Regions from separate parts of the Homo sapiens genome. Here region 1 is linked to region 2. The links are chromatin loops, found by intact Hi-C in ENCODE. Cell type or tissue: mammary epithelial cell. All regions are shown on one strand. Links, peaks and the distances in the headings refer to the core of each region. The heading gives the core; the rest is flanking DNA.

What was found. Hi-C counts contacts between places; a loop is a spot of excess contacts. Peaks named below come from ENCODE experiments on the same cell type or tissue, not always from the same donor. Only the 100,000 strongest peaks of a DNase experiment are listed, where the experiment ranks them.
Region 1: a loop joins it to region 2, with 2.8 times the contacts of the local background. A loop is called at or near these places in 2 of 110 quality-filtered maps.

What each region holds. Positions count from the first base shown.
Region 1 is chr9:86,853,423-86,857,986 of GRCh38, forward strand. No RefSeq gene overlaps it. Among named protein-coding and RNA genes, the nearest start is that of GAS1, 92 kb to the right of the region's middle. In mammary epithelial cell, for the core only: no CTCF peak of the experiment used is centred there; a DNase peak (open chromatin) is centred at 1,909.
Region 2 is chr9:86,635,022-86,639,585 of GRCh38, forward strand. No RefSeq gene overlaps it. Among named protein-coding and RNA genes, the nearest start is that of LINC02834, 71 kb to the right of the region's middle. RefSeq lists an enhancer at 4,438-4,564. In mammary epithelial cell, for the core only: a CTCF peak has its summit at 2,625 (motif pointing right); no DNase peak of the experiment used is centred there.

The DNA.
Region 1 (4,564 bases), core at 215-4,214, 220 kb after region 2:
GGCATCCCTTTGTTCTTTGACATTGATTTTTGTTAATAAGTCTATCTAATGCTGACCTTCTGGGCCAAATCTGATGGAAAAAGGGAGTGATCAGGATGGGACATAAATCTACTGGTCAGAAAATGGACTAAAAATGGGAAAAGTTATATTTCTTGCATGCCCTGTAAAATTCTTTCTGGTGGCAATTTCATTTAAAAGAGAACACTTATTTAAAACACAACTTATTTTAGTTGCAAACCTCTGCTGTCAAGGAATTGGTAAATATGGAAATACAGAGGTGAAAATATCACAATATGAGAAAAAATATACATGCCCAGTGAACAACAGCTCAGAAAAACCTAAGTTTCATGTGAGCAATATCATACTTATTAATAGATGTATCATTATACATCAAGTACAGGCAATGGCACAAAATATGTGCTCGGTAAATCATTGTTGAATGAATAAATAATAGGAAGCGAACAGTAAGAGAGCAAATTACAATAAATTTTATCTTTTCCTTCCCTTTTAATCAGTTTATTAAACATGACAATTGCCATACATTTCAGGTTTATTTATGCACACGTCTTTGGTCTAAATACAAGCCTGATTTGTTCAGATGTCTAAGGTCAACTCAACATAAACTTAGCTTTGCAAATGCCTACTCTCTGTCCATTTACTGTTAGCCTTGCCACCACATAAGGCCATTGGATGATTAGAGTACTGAGTTCATTTTGTGTCTTTGATTTCTGGTTAGTTCACTGATAACAATTCTGGTAAGTTCCCTTTATGACCAAGGAGGTGCTTTGTTTGGATAAATCATATATATATAAAGGTTTTATAAAATAAATCAATTTTTGAATCTTCCTGTGACCAAATTTAAGAACTTTTCAGGGGTAAAAGAAACATAACTCAGCCGGGTGCGATGGCTCATGCCTGTAATCCCAGCACTTTGGGAGGCCGAGGAAGGCGGATCACAAGGTCAGGAGATCGAGACCACCCTGGCTAACACAGTGAAACCCTGTCTCTACTAAAAATACAAAAAATTAGCTGGGCGTGGTGGTGGGCGCCTGTAGTCCCAGCTACACGGGAGGCTGAGGCAGGAGAATGGCACGAACCCGGGAGGCCGAGCTTGCAGTGAGCCGAGATCCTGCCACTGCACTCCAGCCTGGGCGACAGAGCGACAGTCCTTCTAAAAAAAAAAAAAAAACAACAACAAAAACAGAATCATAACTCACTTGTACCTATGAGACCATAAAACCAAGTTGCTTTAGAAAACTTTGTTTTAATTTGCTTTCTAAAGCAGTCAGCTAGGCTAAAAAAATTCATTTTGTCTTTTCTGCGATACTTTACAAGAACTGTGTGATCATCATTTTACTTTATCCACCATTTTTTGTGCCACCCCTTTGAACTCAGTTTTGTTTAAAGTCAAATATTCAGTGTTTTTTAGAAAATGTTATCATGAATTACCAGCAGGAAGGATTCAATGCAACTATGGTTCTTTTCTTCAAGTAGTGATAGAAATTTCACGAACTTAGCAACACTGAAAATTTGGCCTTACACTTGTAACATTTGCCACGTGATACTTTAAATAATCTTCCAAATGTCAACTGTAATATTATCTCTTCCTGCTAAGACAATGGATGGGCCTAAAATTGGCTAGGAAAAGACAACTGGGTCTATCTAGCGTTCTTGGAGGAAGATGCCAGAAAATCTTGATTAATACCATCACTCCCTCTGGAATTAATTTTTAGTTCTCCCATCAGGTGTGTTGATGGAAAGAGGTCTTACAGTTCTAGTAATTGCCCTGGATTCCTTCGCTGTCCTTCATCAGGACCTCTAATGAAGTCTGAGCTGTAGCCTGGGGTTGATGCCAGACTGGAATGCAGGGAGGCTGAAAGCTGACACCAGTTCAACGGAGCAAAGGGCTCTGTGCTGAGGTTGTCTCCATGACAACCTGGGTATTTTCCTGGTGATGCATTTACACAGCAGGGTTAAAGTTCTGTGAAAGCAACAGCTGTTGTAAAAACAGTATATTAAATATGTTTAGGGCTGTAAAATGTGCATTCTCTGTGGCATTTTATTGGAGGAAATTCTAAACATGCAAAATGTATTTAAAACAATGATGGGATATTTCTTTTGACACATTTATTTTTGTTTTTGAAAGGAAGAGTAAGGAAATATTTAATGGTCTTTCTTTCCTAGCATTTTTTTAAAAAATTATCTTTTCATATCAAAATATCCAGCCTACAGCCCTGACCCTATTGTGTCTGCAATAAGTTACTTGACAGGTAACAGTTTGGGGAAATGAAAACAATATGTTTGCTTCTGTAACCAGAATCATTTGTCATGCTTCTTATTTGATGTTGTTCTTTTCTATTCACCATCTTTTAGTCTTTTATGCTAACTGATTATTCTGACAGGTATTTGAAAAAAGAAACAAAACATTTTTCACACAGTTCAAAAAATATGTTGATGTTTTAATAGAACAATTTTTGTTTCTTTGTTTTTTTTACAAACAAATTTATGCCAGGCATTTTGGTACACTGCACTGATTTGCAAGCGGTAACCTGAACTTAACTCAGAATTCTGTAAATCCATGCATCACCGTGGCATTCTGAATAGAGTGACCAACTATCCCAGTTTGACCTGGACAGAAGATTTTCCTGAGACATAAAAATTTTGCTACTAAAATTGAGAAAGTTCCAGGCAAACCAGGACTTCTCGGTCACTCTAGCATTCAACAAACATTGGCCAGCATCTGTCAATATGCCGGGCTCTATACTAAGGCAGTGAGATCTAAAGTCAACTGGTCATTGCTCTGTTCCCATCGCTTTTGGTAATTTTGTAGAAAAACTGCAGCAGATCGATTCTGGCTCTCTACCTGAGTGTGTACATATCTCTAATAGGAGATAATAGAAGGTGGATGTTAGTTTATGTTAGTTCCTGAAATGTTAAGAAACCAAAGCACTCTCAGGTGAGTGTATGTTTCTGCCCCAGGCTGCCATCTTGGTTGGAATGAAGGGCCATTTTCCAGTGGCCTTCTGATTTTCTCTGCCTCCACACCAGTAGAGGCCAGCATTGGCTTGGGAAGCCCATTCATGTCGTACTTTTCCTTGTAGCGGGAGGTGGAGAGTGCAAGATTTCATCTGTCCTGGTCAAATCAAGACAGACCCAGTAAAATCAATCTTGTGGCATTTTACCCTTGCTTTCTTCTGTCCTGGGTATTGAGCAGAGGAAATTAAAAAAAAAAAAATCTGTGAACTCTCCAGCCACAGAGAATACCTGCTGGGAATATTTTTCTAAATCATATGAAGAAAGATATATTGGCTGCATGGCTATACTATCTAATGTAAGTATCCCTGGGAAGTTCAAGAGCAGCTGACAACATTTTCTCTTTCCTTGAAAGCAAGGTTCATAACATTGGTCTACTTCTATTGTTTATGACTAGAGGAAAGGAAGCACCCATGCCCACCTTTTAGAAACAAATCTCCAAAGTAAAAAATAAGGTAGCCAAAGAGAGGCACACCTTGCATTGTAACCAAGCAGGGTGTCCCAATAGTGGGAGTGGAATCCCCCAGCCAACCATACAAAGCAGAAACCCCACGCCTGAGTATCCATTCATTCATTCATTCACCAGATACGTATTGAGTGCTTACGGCATGTCAGGCTCTGATCTAGGTTCTGAGAAAAGAACAGTGGGGAAAAACAAACAAACAAACAAGCAAACAAGGCAGAGATTCTTGCCCTCAGTGAAGTTTACATTCTACTGAAGGAAAGCAAATTAAAACTCTAGAGTTTGCGTGCATGGGAACACAACACGGAGATTACTATTGTCATGGCCCTTATAGAAGAGATTAAAACTCACCTGTTTTCTTAGCTAAATAAACTTATGTTGACAAGTTGACAGACAGACTGAGCAACTATAGTGCATTGTTAAATGCTGGAATGGAGATTTTACAGGTAAATTGGATCTGATCTGATCTTCTGATTTAATCTTGAAGCTGGTTGAGATGAACTGCTTTTTGAAAGCTAGTTCTGTAGCTAGTCTATGGCCAGAATGACCAGATACCACCTGAGGGCCACAGAGAGCTAGATGATTTTGATGAACTGTAGTTCTTATGGACATATAGTCCCAATGGAGAGCATTCTTGAAACTTGATCCTCATGGTTGTGCTAAGAATAAACTTTTCATGGTAGATATGTTTTCCTTTATTTTAAAGCTTCTGTGTCTTTCACTCGGATATCAGAAGTTGACCTATAATATTCAATTTACCACTCAAATAATTTTTTCAAATATTTTGATAGATTTCCAAAAGATTGATCAGAAACTGGAGCCCATGAACAGTGTTAATTTACATGAATAAACTAATGATCTTGAGGATAAATGACTACATTTAATACCAGTTCTTTCAAATACAAGCTACTATAATGGTTTGTTTATAACATTTGTGTCTCTTGGGCTATGCATCTGAACAAAGATAAGGTATAATTTTAATGAGCACTACATCCCACATTTAATATTGTCAAGGATTTTTAAACAATCTCTTCTGCCCATAGCATGGATAGAGGTGGTAAGATCTTT
Region 2 (4,564 bases), core at 194-4,193:
GAGATTCAGGTTAGGACTTCAATGTATAAATCTTGGGAGAACACAGTTCAGCCCATAACAGGGTGTGACAAGGACATCAAGAACATGGGAGGGAGATCACAGCCTGTCTTGTGGCTTCCATGCAGTCACTGACTCAACGTATAAACCAACATTCTGTATTTCCAGCCTTATTTCATTGTCTTTTTGGTCTGGGTGATGATCTTGTTTCTCAGTAATTGACCATTCAAAGGGTACCCAGTTCCACAAGGAGGATGATGTTGGCTCTCAATGTTGGCTATTGCACTTGAGAAATACTTGGAGGAGATCTAGCATGGGAATATATAAGGCATGGTAGTCTGTAAAATTCTCTGGGAGGCCCCAGAGAGAAATCCTAATTTCCAGTCCTAATTTCTCTGTGGTTTTTTTTTTTGTACATTCCTTTTTTCCTTTCCTTCAAGGAATACACTTTACATAAATTTGCTTTGATCATGCATGTGGAGCAAGAGTCATGGAACATTTTAAAAAATACTTGTCTTTTCTCGACATTGTAAACATGATAATTTCTGTTACAGACTAAATATTTATGTCTCCCCCAACCCCACCAATTCATATGTTGAAGTCCCAACCCCCAATGTGATGGTATCTGGAGGTGAACCCTTTGGGAGGTAATTAGGGTTAGATGAGCTCACGAGGGTGGGGACCTCTTGATGGGATTAGTGGCTTTATAAGCAGAGGCAGAGAGAGATTTTTCTCTTTCTTCCAGGAGCACAGTGGAAAGGCCATATAAAGTCACAGTGAGAAGATGGTTATCTGCAAGCCAGGGAGAGAGCTCTCTACTGATACCAACCCTGCTGGCAGCTTGATCTTGGACTTCCAGCCTCTAGAACTGTGAGAAAATAAATTTTAGTTGTGTAAGCCACCCAGCTAGTGGTATTTTGTTATGGCAGTCTACTACCATTTCCTAAGAAAAGAGTAATGCTTCTAGAAGAAAGGTAGGAGCAGCCATAATTTTAGAGAAAGTCATAGATCTTGGGTTTATCTATCAGATGCCTTTGAGTTCACAGACACCTCTAGAATTCTGTAGAGAACACTGATCTTTTTCACTTTGTGAGATTTAGGAGTGGAGCTTTCTACCAGGAGACACTAAGTCACTTGGTGGAATGTGACAGAGGCATGAGAATCAGGTTTCCCTGGCATAAACTGATGTGAGAATAGGTCACCAGGCACCTGCTATGGCTGGAAATGCCTGTGTACAGTGCGCGGTGCATTCACCCAGCACTTTCCTCGTTCGCCCACCAGGACTCTCCTCGTGTCAAATGTGCAGAAGGAAAGGAATGAGGGTCTGGCATTTTAATGGATTCGGGGTAAAACACTGCATCCTCTGAAGTGATCCATATATTCTGGAAGTCAAAAATGTTTTATCTAAGTAAGCAGATCATTGCCTCAGTTCTCTTACAGTTTTTGAAATGTGTATGTGTTTGATTTGTACTTAAAGTGTCAGGTCCCTGACATCACAGTTGTGGGTGGTTAGATCTGATGTCAGGAGGGGATATTAGGGACAGATAGAGAACTACAGGGAAGGCAACTTGATCCATGTCTGCTCTGGTGTGTCTCACACAGCTTTGAACCCATGGACCGGCCTCCTGCCCTTGGCTGCTGGGAAGCTTACAGCTCAGCCATCTCTGTGTTCTGGTTTCTTTCTTCCCATTCCCTGAAAGCAGTGACTAGGAGATAAGAATAACTTACACTGGAAGTGTGGCTGTGGACCTAAGTGGGGATAAGCATAATATACGAAGTGAATGCTGCTGACACCTAGCAGGCTGTTACTCTCCACTCTTGTTATCGGAGGCAGCAGGCAGGGGAGGAGATTCGGCTGATCTGTGTCCAGGTCCTGCTCTGAGGCTCCCTGGCTCAACACGACCTATTCACCCCGCTGACTTTGGCCTCCTCATCTGCAAAACGGGAGGAATTTCTGCCATGCCTGACTCACAGGGTTGCTGTGAAGATTAAATGAGAATATATTTGTAATTTGGGAACGTATTTGTAGTATGTACTTATATCACATACATATGTAATATGTATGCATATATGTATGTGCATACATATAAATATGTATATGTATGAATTATTCTTATCATTTCCTAGTCATCATTTTATGTGAAATGCGGCAATAATGGAGAACTTACGGGAGGCAAATTCAATGTTATGATTGACATTCTGAAAGGACCCTATGTGGGGGAGGAGGGGGGTGCAGTAATATATGACTTCGTTTGCGGTGAGAGGGCGTGCAGTTTTAAGTATGTGTGGCCTTCCAATTGTCTCTAGTTTGTTTTCTAAAACCACAGTTCATGACATCCAGCTTTTACAAGACGAAATGTTTCCCTGATGAAAAAAATATTAGCAGTAGGTTAGAAATATCGAAAGAAACACATAAGTTTGTGCCCTCCAATGTGTCTGTAAGACTCCTCGGAAAGATATCAGCTGGTATTCAAGAATTTTTTCTAACTTAAATTCATTTCTCCTCCTCCCTCCCCACCATTTTTTCCTAGTTAGAATTTAGTGTTTGCCGGCTGGGCTTGTTCAGCCTGTGCTTGTCGGCTCCAGCTTGGGTCAAACGTGAGCGGCTGGACATCAGGGACCACAAGGTGGCGCTCTTGCCCGTGGGGGTGGGATCTGGCCCACCTTAAGATGGCCTCCATCTCCCCTTGGCTGTGGTTCAGAATCCCCCCAGACTCATGCAAAGAGGGCACAGCTATTTGTGAAGGAGGTCAGTGCCTGCAGCGAGATGATTGAAAGAAGGGGCGGAGCTCTGGATTCCTCTCTCTGGGTCAGCCTCTGGACTGATGCAGCGTTGATGCTGCACGTCCTGTGGAGTGGGTACACTGGGAGTCTAACCTGGAGACAGCCACTCACGCTTGACCCCTGTCCCAAAAAGAAAAAGGGTCACGAAGCTTTCAGGAAGCTCTACTCTGCTTTCTTCCCAATGATCTCCACAGCAATGGGCATTTCTTTTCTTTTTCCCCCTTGAAATTTAACTTAACGTTACATTTTATTTAATTATTTCTCCCCATGCCAAAAAAAAAAAAAGATACAGAATAGCTTAATTGAGACACTAAAAGAGAATAAACTGAATAAAAGGAACTCATGGCAAATGGAAATTAAAATGAAGATCAAGTTAGACTCAGTGTGCAAACCTATAGAGCCTATATATTTATGCTTGAAGTTCTCAGGGAAGCAAAAGCTCTTGCCTTGGGCCCCCTGCTGTAATGCAATTTGTGCAGACCCTGAAGGTATTCACAGAGCTGTCTGGGCCCTAAAGGCTGTCAGCCCCATCCTCCAGGCCCTCTCTCTCTTCCTTGACGGCTGGTCAGATGTTAGAGGTTGCAGCAGAGGACTCTGAGACCCTAGGGAATGGCAGGGCCACAAAAAGAAAGTGCCTGGGTCCCTGAATTGCTGTGTGGATGAGAGCTTCCCACTGACCAGGAACCCCTCTTGGAACTTTATAAGGTCTGTTGTGTTTGAAATTGTTGGTTGAAGCAATAGCCTGTCTGATTAATATGCTTTCCATTGTAGTCTGGGCAGCCTTGAGAACCACCAGGAGCTTGAGCGACAGTCAGAATCATGTTGGCTGTGAGCCTGTAACCTGGTTGATTGTGTGCCTGTCCTGTGTGTCCCAGCTGGTGCCATGTGCCTCCTTAGGCCTGCTATAGATTTGTGATTCTATCACTGAAATTTGCTTTGGTCGCTGATTATCACTTTCTTCCTACTGCTGCTTATTTTCTGCCCATTCAGAAGTGGAGGATGATTTTTTTCTCAATTGACCAAAGATTTAGCTCTAGCATTAGATATTCAGCTTACCAAGGCATTACACCTTTTGCCTATAGCTTTTCTTCTTTCCCAGTCCATTCCCCAGGATACCGTTTCCCAAATTGTTCTGTGGAACACTAGCTTAGTACATGATATCGATAAATATGTGGGGATAAAGAAGGGTTTTATGGCCAAATTATTGAGGAAAAAAATGGATTAGATGAAGTTAAAGATTTCTTGATGAGTATGGTGGCACATGCCTGTAGTCCAGGCTACCTGAGAGGCTGAGGCAGGAGGATTGCTTGAGCCCAGGAGTTAGAGTCCAGCCTAGGCAACATAGTGACACTCTCTGTAAAATAAATAAACAAGACAATTAAAAAAAAAGATTTCTTTAATGCAGGACTTCTCGGAGCTTTTAACATTCTAGTGAAGGGAACAGCAAAGTGTGGCTCATAGGCCAAATCTGACCTGCCATCTGCTTTTGCAAGTAAAGTTTTATTGGAACACAGCCATGCTCATTTGTTGACATATTCTCCATGGCTGCATTCTTGCTGCAGTGGCAGAGGTGAGTAGCTACCTCAGTGACCAAATAGCACACAAAGCAGAAAATATGTACTTTTTGGCCTTTTAGAGAAAAGGTTTCCCAACCTCTGCTCCCATGTCTCCAAAAGGAGGAATACATGTGGGTTCACACATAGGGGTTCACACTTTTTTGGCTTCAAATCCCTTCCTTCCTTGGACAACCTATTAACCTCTTGAGAGTTTCAGTTACTCTTGG